2 separate regions of the Homo sapiens genome follow, and region 2 is linked to region 1. A link is a loop called in an ENCODE intact Hi-C map of the cell type or tissue named here. Cell type or tissue: HCT116. All regions are shown on one strand.

What was found. Hi-C counts contacts between places; a loop is a spot of excess contacts. Peaks named below come from ENCODE experiments on the same cell type or tissue, not always from the same donor. Only the 100,000 strongest peaks of a DNase experiment are listed, where the experiment ranks them.
Region 2: a loop joins it to region 1, with 2.1 times the contacts of the local background. A loop is called at or near these places in 20 of 110 quality-filtered maps.

Annotation. Positions count from the first base shown.
Region 1 is chr1:197,867,078-197,872,077 of GRCh38, reverse strand. No RefSeq gene overlaps it. Among named protein-coding and RNA genes, the nearest start is that of C1orf53, 33 kb to the left of the region's middle. In HCT116, a CTCF peak has its summit at 2,958; a DNase peak (open chromatin) is centred at 2,977.
Region 2 is chr1:197,691,199-197,696,198 of GRCh38, reverse strand. The region is part of intron 3 of DENND1B (DENN domain containing 1B); the gene reads left to right. Among named protein-coding and RNA genes, the nearest start is that of DENND1B, 82 kb to the left of the region's middle. In HCT116, no CTCF peak of the experiment used is centred here; a DNase peak (open chromatin) is centred at 3,054.

The DNA.
Region 1 (5,000 bases):
TTTGGGGACCCCCACCTAGATTTCAGAAGATGTATGGAAACGCCTGGATGCCCCAGGCAGAATTTTGCTGCAGGGGTGAGGCTCTCATGGAAAACCTCCACTAGGGCAGTGTGGAAGGCAAATGTGGGGTTGGAGCCCCCACACAGAGTCCCTACTGGGACACTGCCTAGTGGAGCTGTGAGAAGAGGGTCACCGTCCTCCAGACCCCAGAATGGTAGATCCACTGACAGCTTGCACTGTGCGCCTGGAAAAGCCACAGACACTCAACACCAGCCTGTGAAAGCAGCCAAGAGGGAGGCTGTACCCTGAAAAACCACAGAGGTGGAGCTGCCCAAGACCATGGGAACATGGTCTTGCATTAGCATGACCTGGATGTGAGACCTGGAGTCAAAGGAGATTCATTCTGGAGCTTTAAAATTTGACTGCCCTGCAGGATTTTGGACTTGCATGGGCCCTATAACCCCTATGTTTTGGCCAATTTCTCCCCTTTGGAATGGCTGTATTTACCCAATGCCTGTATCCCCATTGTATCTAGGAAGTAATTAGTTTGCTTTTGATTTTACAAGTTCATAGGCAGAAGGGACTTGTCTTGTCTCAGATAAGACTTTGGACTGTGGACTTTTGGCTTAATGCTGAAATGAGTTAAGACTTTGGGGGACTGTTGGGAAGGCGTGCTTGGTTTTGAAATGTGAGGACGTGAGATTTGAAGGGGCCAGGGGCAGAATGATATGGTTTGGCTCCGTGTCCCCACCCAAATCTCATCTTGAGTTGTACTCCCATAATTCCCACGTTACAGGAGGGACTGAGTGGGAGATAATTTGAATCATGGGGGTGGCTTCCCCCATACTGTTCTCATGGTAGTGAATAAGTCTCATGAGATCTGATGGTTTTATCAGGGGTTTCTGCTTTTGCATCTTTCTCATTTTTGTCTTGCTGCCACCATGTAAAAAGTGCCTTTTGCCTCCCGCCATGATTCTGAGGCCTCCCCAGCCATGTGGAACTGTAAGTCCAATTAAACCTCTTTTTCTTCCCAGTTATCAGTAGCATGAAAATTAACTAATACATCAGCTTTAGTAAATATGGCAAGTTTTCCAAAGTATACATTAATTTTTTTTACAAAGCATTAAGTAAAATCCTGACAGCCAATAGAAGAATAGGTAAAAGACTTGACAAAAAGGATTCCAAGTAATAAGAATAGCACAACTTTTGAAAATTGTAAGTCTTTTTAACCTTAACATTCTCTGATGCAAAGAGGAAAAAAGTTATTCTGTAAGTATATTTAAAATGTTTGTCTCAAGCTAGCCAATTCTCTATTATATGTTCTACAAAACAATTGTTTAAAAGTTATGAAATAAATAGATACATCAATGGTTATGTTTTATCTGTAGCATAGTGGTTCAGAAGTTGAAAATACATATATTATTTTTCATTAAAGTCCATATTTTTAAAAAGCTTATTTACTTCACTTAAATTTAGAAAACAAAATATTTCAAAATCTCCAAAGTGATAGTATCTGGTTAAATTGTCTTCAATTTATTCAATTAATAATTAATAACCAAGTTGAAAGCAAACCAATAAAAGGGATATTCAGATAGATTTAACAATTATCTTAAGAGTCCACTACTTAAAAATAAATAAAACCAAATTTTTATAAATATATAAATTTTTTTACAAATTACAGATAAATGGAATACACACACACAAAGTCCATAATCACCTAACAAAGCTCCTCCTTTGTAGTTTTTATTTTAGTGTTTGGAAGGAATGTTTAGTGTTTAGTTCTAAATTATTGCAATGCAAGACTGCAATACAGGTTAGGCTGTTATCTTGAATGTAAAGAAGTGATGATGAATGCATTGAAAAATAAGTAGTGAAAAAATGCAAGGCAGTTGCAGGAATAAAACTCCATGAGCTCTTGACCTCACATATGTACAAATTAATTTAGCAAAATAAAAGAGCTATAATGTTAATGTGGCCTGGATTTTAAGAAAAATGCTAATTTTATTCTCTTTTCTGAGAGTGCAAAGGATAGAGAAAAAAAGTGAGGAGAAATAGTTCTGTGACTAAAGAGATTATAAATGGAAAATATGAGGTATTTTAAGAGCAAAAAGCATATGTTGATAAAGAGAGAGAGAGAAAGAGGGAGAGAGAGAGAGAGTCCTTACATATGTAAGGTCAGCCTTACATTAGTGTATTCTTGCTGAATCTTTGACTGACATACCAGATGTTCATCACAGGCACACTTTACTTCTATTATGCTGATTTATGCCGTCTAGTTTTGTTTGTTTTCTATTTGTGTTTCTACGGAATCCATTCTCTTGTGATAAATGTGGAAATTTTGGTTGTTTTAATTTTATGATTGTACCCTCCATTATCTTTGAATTCCTCTAACTGGAACATTATTAAACTTGTCTCTTATAAGTGCTGTACTCTCATTTGTCATTGTACTACTAAAGGACCTTAATCCTTTGGTATTTGAGGTATTCTTGGAAGTCCTTTTAGGAACATGCATTTCACTGATGGATTTGACTGGGACTTTGGAAATATAATGGTTTTATGTTAATCTTGCCCATTAGTGTTTTATGTCTTAAGACTAGAGACTTGGTTCCTCCTCCTGAAATTTTTAGCCCTATTTCCTATAAAGACTCATAGCTAGCTTGATTTGGTGTCTGCAATAAGTAAGAGATTTGGTCACTTATCTTTTCTCTCTCTTGCCATTGGGTGGATTCTATGAGCTGATTTTTCTTTGGCTTCCATTAAACACACTTTTATTTCTAGAATTAAAGACAAATAGATAATCTCATCGCTATTTGCAAATATTGGTAGTATTTTCGTATGCAAAGGTTTAAAGAGAATTCTTGGAAACCAGCACAGTAGAAGTAAGAGCAATGCAACAAAGCTACAGGAAGAAATGTTGGGCTTTGTATAGAGAGTTAGCATTCACAGTTTTCTAAACCTGCCTCTGGGAGGCAGTAGGGTGTAGAGGTTGAGTACGGCTTCCCGTTGACTTCAAATCCAATACAACCACTCGCCTGTTGTGTGATCTGTGCCTTGGTTTATTCTGTGAAATAGGTATAGTAGTAAATCCTCCCCCATTGGGTTTTTGTGAGGATTAAATGAGATACTTCCTGCCGGGCACTTACAATTCTGTCTGGTACAGAATAAACGTTCAATAAAAGTTAGCTTTATTATTATGGAATAGGCTGTCTGCTTTTGTATGTTTTCCATCATTAGAGGAATTTAAGCAGAGGTGAAATAATAAATTGGTAGAGATTTCATAGTTAAGATTTAAGCATTGGATAGCTCCTTCAACCCCTCAGATTTGTGTTTCTATTATTTTGTTTCCAGTGAATATCAAGGTATCTTTCATATATGACAATTGGTGGTATTAACCTATATAACATGCTTTTTTTTTTGGTAGTTCAATTCCAATGATACAGTCTCCTGTAGTCAATCTGGGACCTCAGAGTACGGCAAAGAAAACCACTGCTTAAGTCCAGTCTACATGCTGACCTTATGAAGCAAACCAGCTATAGATGCCAGAGACCTAAACAGATAGACTGTGAATTCAATTTGAGGAAAACACTGCAGAACGGTTCTTTTGATAATTTACAATCTTTCCTATCTGATGGCAAAAATTAAAAAGTGTTATAATATTCATTGTTGATAAGACATAAATGGGAAAATGGACACTGTAATATATTGTTAGTGGGAATATAAATTGCAAACATTTTGGAAAGAAAGCTGTCAATGTCTATTATAATTTTAAATATATATTCTCTTTGACCTGCCAACTCCACTTTTAAATGGCTTTCCTATATGTGTGTATATATATGTATATATGTGTATATACATACATGTATACACACATACATATATACACACATACATATATGTACACATATATACATATATACATATATATACATATATGCATATCATTATTTAAGGCCACATTAAGAAACCTCTATTGTGGCATTAATTGTGGTAGTAAAAATATGGAAACAATATAATTATCTATTAATAGGGCAATATTTAAATGCGGTAAGCTCTTACAATGGAATATTATTAAGTGACTGTTTAAAAAAATGATTTAGATTTCTATCTATTGACATGAGAGGTCCGTGATGTACTGCTAAGTGAATAAAGTAAGTTCCAGCATAATATTTATGGTATATTTGATGTTTGAAACAGCAAACAAACAAACAAAAACTTCAAATTGCCTTTGCATGCTTTTATATGTAAAGGGAGAAGTGAGGGTGGTCACCAGGTCGATGACCTGGGTTACCTCAGTGTTGGGGCTAAAAGAGAATCAGTGTTTTCTATATATGTTTTTGCATTTTTTTACATGCAATAAATGAAATTTTTTGGAATGAAAAAGTAGAAGGAAATAATTTTATTTAAAGAACTTAATAATTACAAAAATGTACCTATTATAATACATGCACAATAGGAACATGCATTTCACTGATGGATTTGACTGGGACTTTGAAAATATAATGGTATTATGTTAATCTTTCCCATTAATGTTTTATGTCTTAAGGCTGGAGACTTGATTCCTTCTGAAATTTCTGGCACAATGCAAATTTCTTGAGAAAAATAATCCCACTCTCCCTTCCTGTGCTTATCATTATTCCTTTTTCTTCTGCCTCCTCTATAACTTTCTTCCTTATGCTTTTTCATTCCCACTTCACCTCAAAAAAATAAAGTATTTTTGTGAAAATGGAAACATATTACCAGTCAAAATGTTTTACAAGTCTGAAAGTGATACAAAAAGCAGTTCATTTTTTTTCCCTTTTTCACCTCAAACTCTAAAAATATTTTGTAAAAAACTATTTTTAAGTAGAATACAGGCCCTCCAACTCTTATACGGTAAAGTTCTGCCATTTCTAGTGACATAGAGCTTCCTAGATCATGCTGTTCAGAAAGAACACAAAAACCAAATGCCTTCTTCCCTTCCTTCCTCCCCCCCTCCCTCCCTTGTTCCTTCCTTCCTTCCT
Region 2 (5,000 bases), 180 kb after region 1:
AGCTGCATCTTCATAGGAATGAATGGCAGGCAGCCAGCTACTTAGCTGACATTAAATCCAGTCTACTCAGTACTATATACAGTTTTGTTTTTATATTTAATAATGACTAATGGGTCATTATTGAATATAAAAAGGATGGGTCATTATTGAATAAAAAAAGGATGCAGGTAGGAGTTAAGGTCTGCATAGTTTAGGAAGAATGCCTGTTTTATTAGTAAACAATTTTTTTATACATTCATAATTTAAAAAATTTTGTATTATTTAAAAGGTATTTGGTAGGAATGATTAGTTTTTCATTATTTGAAATTGAGACACATTGAGTATTCTATAATTTTGCTTCTTGCATCATCATAAAGAAGATATAAATTATTCAGAAATAATTTATTAAATTCTAATACTCTGAAAATAAATATTTAAATGATCGTGGATTTCTAAAAATTGGATATTTTTTGGTTGTTTGGGCTTGATTCTGTCATTTTTAACTACCAGTCAATTACATGAGACAGAAATAATTTCATTGCATTCTATATCAACTATTGTTTTTTCAAATGTAAAGAATGAAATGTCTTGAACCAATTTTTGATATGTAATAGTAAATTCCCTATAAATGTTATATATAAACTCCTTTTTCTAACCCTGTGAATATTATATATAAACTCGTATTTCTAAAACAAATTGATTTCTTAATGTTTAATTAAATAAAAATTTATAAATTTTGTAGAGATGATGGGTAAATGTAAGATAATTATAATTATATTATGGCTGTTTACTTGGTTTCATATTCCAAAAATTTTATTAGTTATATATTTCAGTAATGCTAAAATAGCAATTATTTCCTATCGGCTTCTTTGTACATACAACCACTATAGTGGTATAACCACTATACCAATATACTATTGGTATATTCTTATGACTAAAAAAGATGAATCAGAACGAAACATTATAAGGGGCAAACGTGGAAAAATGTATAAAAGTAAATCTAAAATCATCATCATAAACATATCTTTGTATCTATCTATCTTATGTAGACTAGATTTTTATTTCTTTAGCAGGCGCAGTTTAGGAAGCTCAAGGCAAAACATAATCACATTCTTATTTTACCTGCATGCTTATTTTATATTCTCTACTGCTAAAATTTTAAAATTTTAATGCAAACAGGGAAACTAATTTGGAAAAACATAGTGATATTTTATGAACTTTGCTTTATAGTTGAAGTATTTGCTGGAATATTTCATCTAGCAGACTCCCATTGAAAAGAATATTTTTGCGTACATTTTAGATAATAAAATTGTATTTGAAAACCCCTGTACAAATGACCTTATTTTTCTGTTGAAGGGTGAACAGATTTTTACTTTAATGAGTTCTTAGAGGTGAGGTTTTTATATCTATTTTTATGGCAGTGAAATTTACATTCTAACTATATAAATGATTCAAGCCAGACCTGGAAGGTCTGATGTTATGCAGCAATCTATAGAAATTAAATAATGATAAATGATTCTGATTGAAAGAAATAAATCTGGTTTCCCAAAAGCTTACTCTTTATTAAGCTGTAAACATTTGTCAAAAGTGAAACTGGAATTTAGTTCTATAAAGAGTTCTGAATCTTTGAGAGAAATAGAGTGGAGAAATTATTTTTTCAAGGTTACCTAACATAGGCTGATGAATTAGAAGCAATTCTCCTGAAGTCGGGAGAAAAAACATAAATATAACATGACATGAAAATCTCTCTTCTAGTTCAAAGTTTTGCATTTCAAATTTATCTTTAGTTTGAAAAGAAGTTAAAGTTAGTTAACTGTGAAGTGAAACAAATAATGGAAACAACAAGAGTAGCATTTAAAATGTTACTCGGTAGAAAATAAAGTCTTGCAAAATTGGCATAAACTCATTATTAACTCATAAAATATGTTACTTTGAAATAATTTTGTTTATTATAACTGTATATTGCTTTAAAATGACTTTTAGGGGAATTTTTCTAATTTTTTTTTAGCAAAATAAGGCTAAGTTGAGTGGGTTATAAAATGAATAATTATCCATGAATTGCCATCTCACCTTTCTCTTTGGTGTGATTTCTATTTTTCCTTCCCCCTTTCACATTATTAATAGATAAACGATTTAAAGGAAGTATTGTCAGGTTACTTATTAATATTTAAAATTTAAGCCTGAAATACACTTTAGGATAAGAAGTAGGTATGAAGGTACTTCATTATTAAAATTTTTAAGTTTAAAATTATTGTGTACTAGCTGAAAATATTGAACTTGATCAACATATGTTACCAGCTAGCCTCTTCTCCACCCGATCTTTTGTTATCTTGTTATTGTTATAAGGCTTAATGACAGTTGTAGGCCATAGTTCTGGATGTGGGGGTTATTCTACCCTGGGGAGAAGAGGAGGAAACAGCAGTGTGGATTATGGAAATATGGACTGATCTAAAAAGAGACCTCTTGTAAAAGAATGGAGCTCAAAGAAAAGCTAGGAGAAACTGATGAAAAGATGATGGAATATGATGTGAAAATGATAATTTGAAATCTTTCATTCCCAGCTGCCATGTTTTGGAGAAAAGGAATGCATTTGTATATTAAGAGACAGCTAAAAGAGTCCAGATGAATGGTATTACTTATTAGATATATTTTCATTTTGATTCAGATAAATTATGTGCATTTTAATAGACCTTTACATATTTAGACATTTTAAATCTTAAAGACATAATGTTAGGTATGATATTTCATAAAAATATTTTAAGTAGTATACAATATTTGCTTAATATTTGGGCACCTTTAAATGAACCTAATTTCAAAAATTAACTTCATGGTTGTTAAATTTAAGCATTTTAACTAACTGTGATGGTGAATGTTTTATTTAAAGTATGAATTATTTTGTTACCTTTTAACAATTATTTAAACACACAGTCACATGTTTACTTATGTTTATTTTTCTAGATAAGTGACAATATTGCAGCTTATCTTGGTGAATTAGTACTAAGTGGTAACATACAGCTATATCCTTAGCCTATTTGACCAGACAACAATGCAATCTAGTGGTCATTTTTGTAAAATGCAGACACAGAGTTCATGTGGTTTTAACTAGTTATTGATGTGTTAATAAAGGAAAGGTTGTTCCCTGATTCTAAAGTTTGCAAAAGGTTAGATTAGGGAAAAGTTAGCATGAAAATGTAAAAATAAGGCATATGGTAAGAGGATCATATTTTGAGGGAAGATGATGTTTTTAATTTTGGATGTGCCAGGTATTCTAATAGGAATATCTTCTAAGTAGAAGGAAACCTCTGACTGGAGTTCAGGAAGAGGATGATGGTATGGAATTTACTTCTGTGGATGAACTTACCAGGCAAAGTTTAGGGAAAGAAAAGAATCTCCAAGAACAACTGCTTTTATAGGCCCCAACCTATGTCTTTAAATCCATACTGAAAAATATAATTTGATAATCATACCCTATGACCCTTGTAAATATTTTGGTTTTTAAGAGGTAAACAATATATTTCACTTCCTCCTTTTGATATAACCAGCTAGGATTATTTAATATGTTTTGCATTGCAAATTGTAATAGTCTGAAGTTTTACATGATTGTCTGTGGAGTTATTATTTATAGGATATGGGGCATTAAGGAGGAAGATTAACATCAGATAACTCCAATTTGAGCCATAGGGAATGGAAGAAGTAACAAAATATTAAATTAAGCACAAGAACTTGTTCAAATAACTGCTAATTTCATGTGGTTGGAGTGTGGGATTTATGGAACTTGATACTGAGGCTACAAAGGTAGTTTGGTCAGATTATGAAGAACTTTGTATACTATGCTAACTGCTTTGGCATTGACTAATAGGAAATAACCATAAAATGGTATATATTTAGGAGGCTTCCACATCACATCTATATTTTAAAGAGGTAACTTTAGATTTAGGTGCTTTGAATTGGATAAAAGGAGCCTGTTGGAGACATAGAGACTAGTTAGAAGGCTACGGTAATTGTTTAGTAGAACTGTTGAGAACCTCAACTAGAGAAAGCTTAAAGAGAAAGTGGGAAAGGGAATGGATTTGAGATTTTTTTTTTTTTATTGTGGAGGCACAGATACATGAGATCTACTCTATAAACAAATTGTTAAGTTTATGGTACAGTATTGTTAACTATAAGCACAGTGTTGTATATCAGACCTCTAGAACTTATTCATGTTATATAACTGAACTTTGTACCTGTTGAACAGCAACTTGCCATTTCTCTCTACTCACGGACCCTGGCTGGCAACCAGCATTCTACTTTCTGCTTCTGTGAGTTTGACTATTTTTGATGTCTCATTTAAGTGGAATCATGCAGTATTTGTCTTTTTGAGACTGGCTTATTTCACTTAGTGTAATGTTCTCCAGATTCATTCATGTTGTGGCAAATGACAGGATTTTCTTTCTTTTTTTAAGGCTGAGTAATTTTCCATTGTATGTATATAACACATTTTCACTATCCATTCATCTGTTGATGGACATGTAGGATGTTTCCACATCTTTGCTATTCTGAGTAATGCTACAGAGAACATGGAAGAGCAAATATCCCTTTATGATCCTGATTTCAGTTATTTTGGATAAATACCCAGGAGTGGGAATGCTGGATCATGTGGTAGTTCTATTTTTAATTTTTTGGGAAACTGTTTTCCATAGCTGCTGTAGCATTTGATATTCCCACCAACAGTATACAAGGGTGCCAATTTTCTACACTCTCTCCAACACTTATCTTTGTTTGTTTGTTTATTTGGTTGTTGATAATGGGCATTCTCACAGGTGTGAAATGATATCCAACTGTGATTTGCATTTCCTTCATAATTAGTGATGTTGAGCATGTTTTCATATAACTCTTAGCCATTCGTATGACTTCTTTGGAGAAATGTCTGTTTAAGTCCTTTGATCAATTTTTGATCAGGTCTTTTTTTTTTTTTTTGCTGTTAAGTTATAGGAGTTCCTTATATGCTTTGGATAGTAACCCTTTATCATATGTATGGT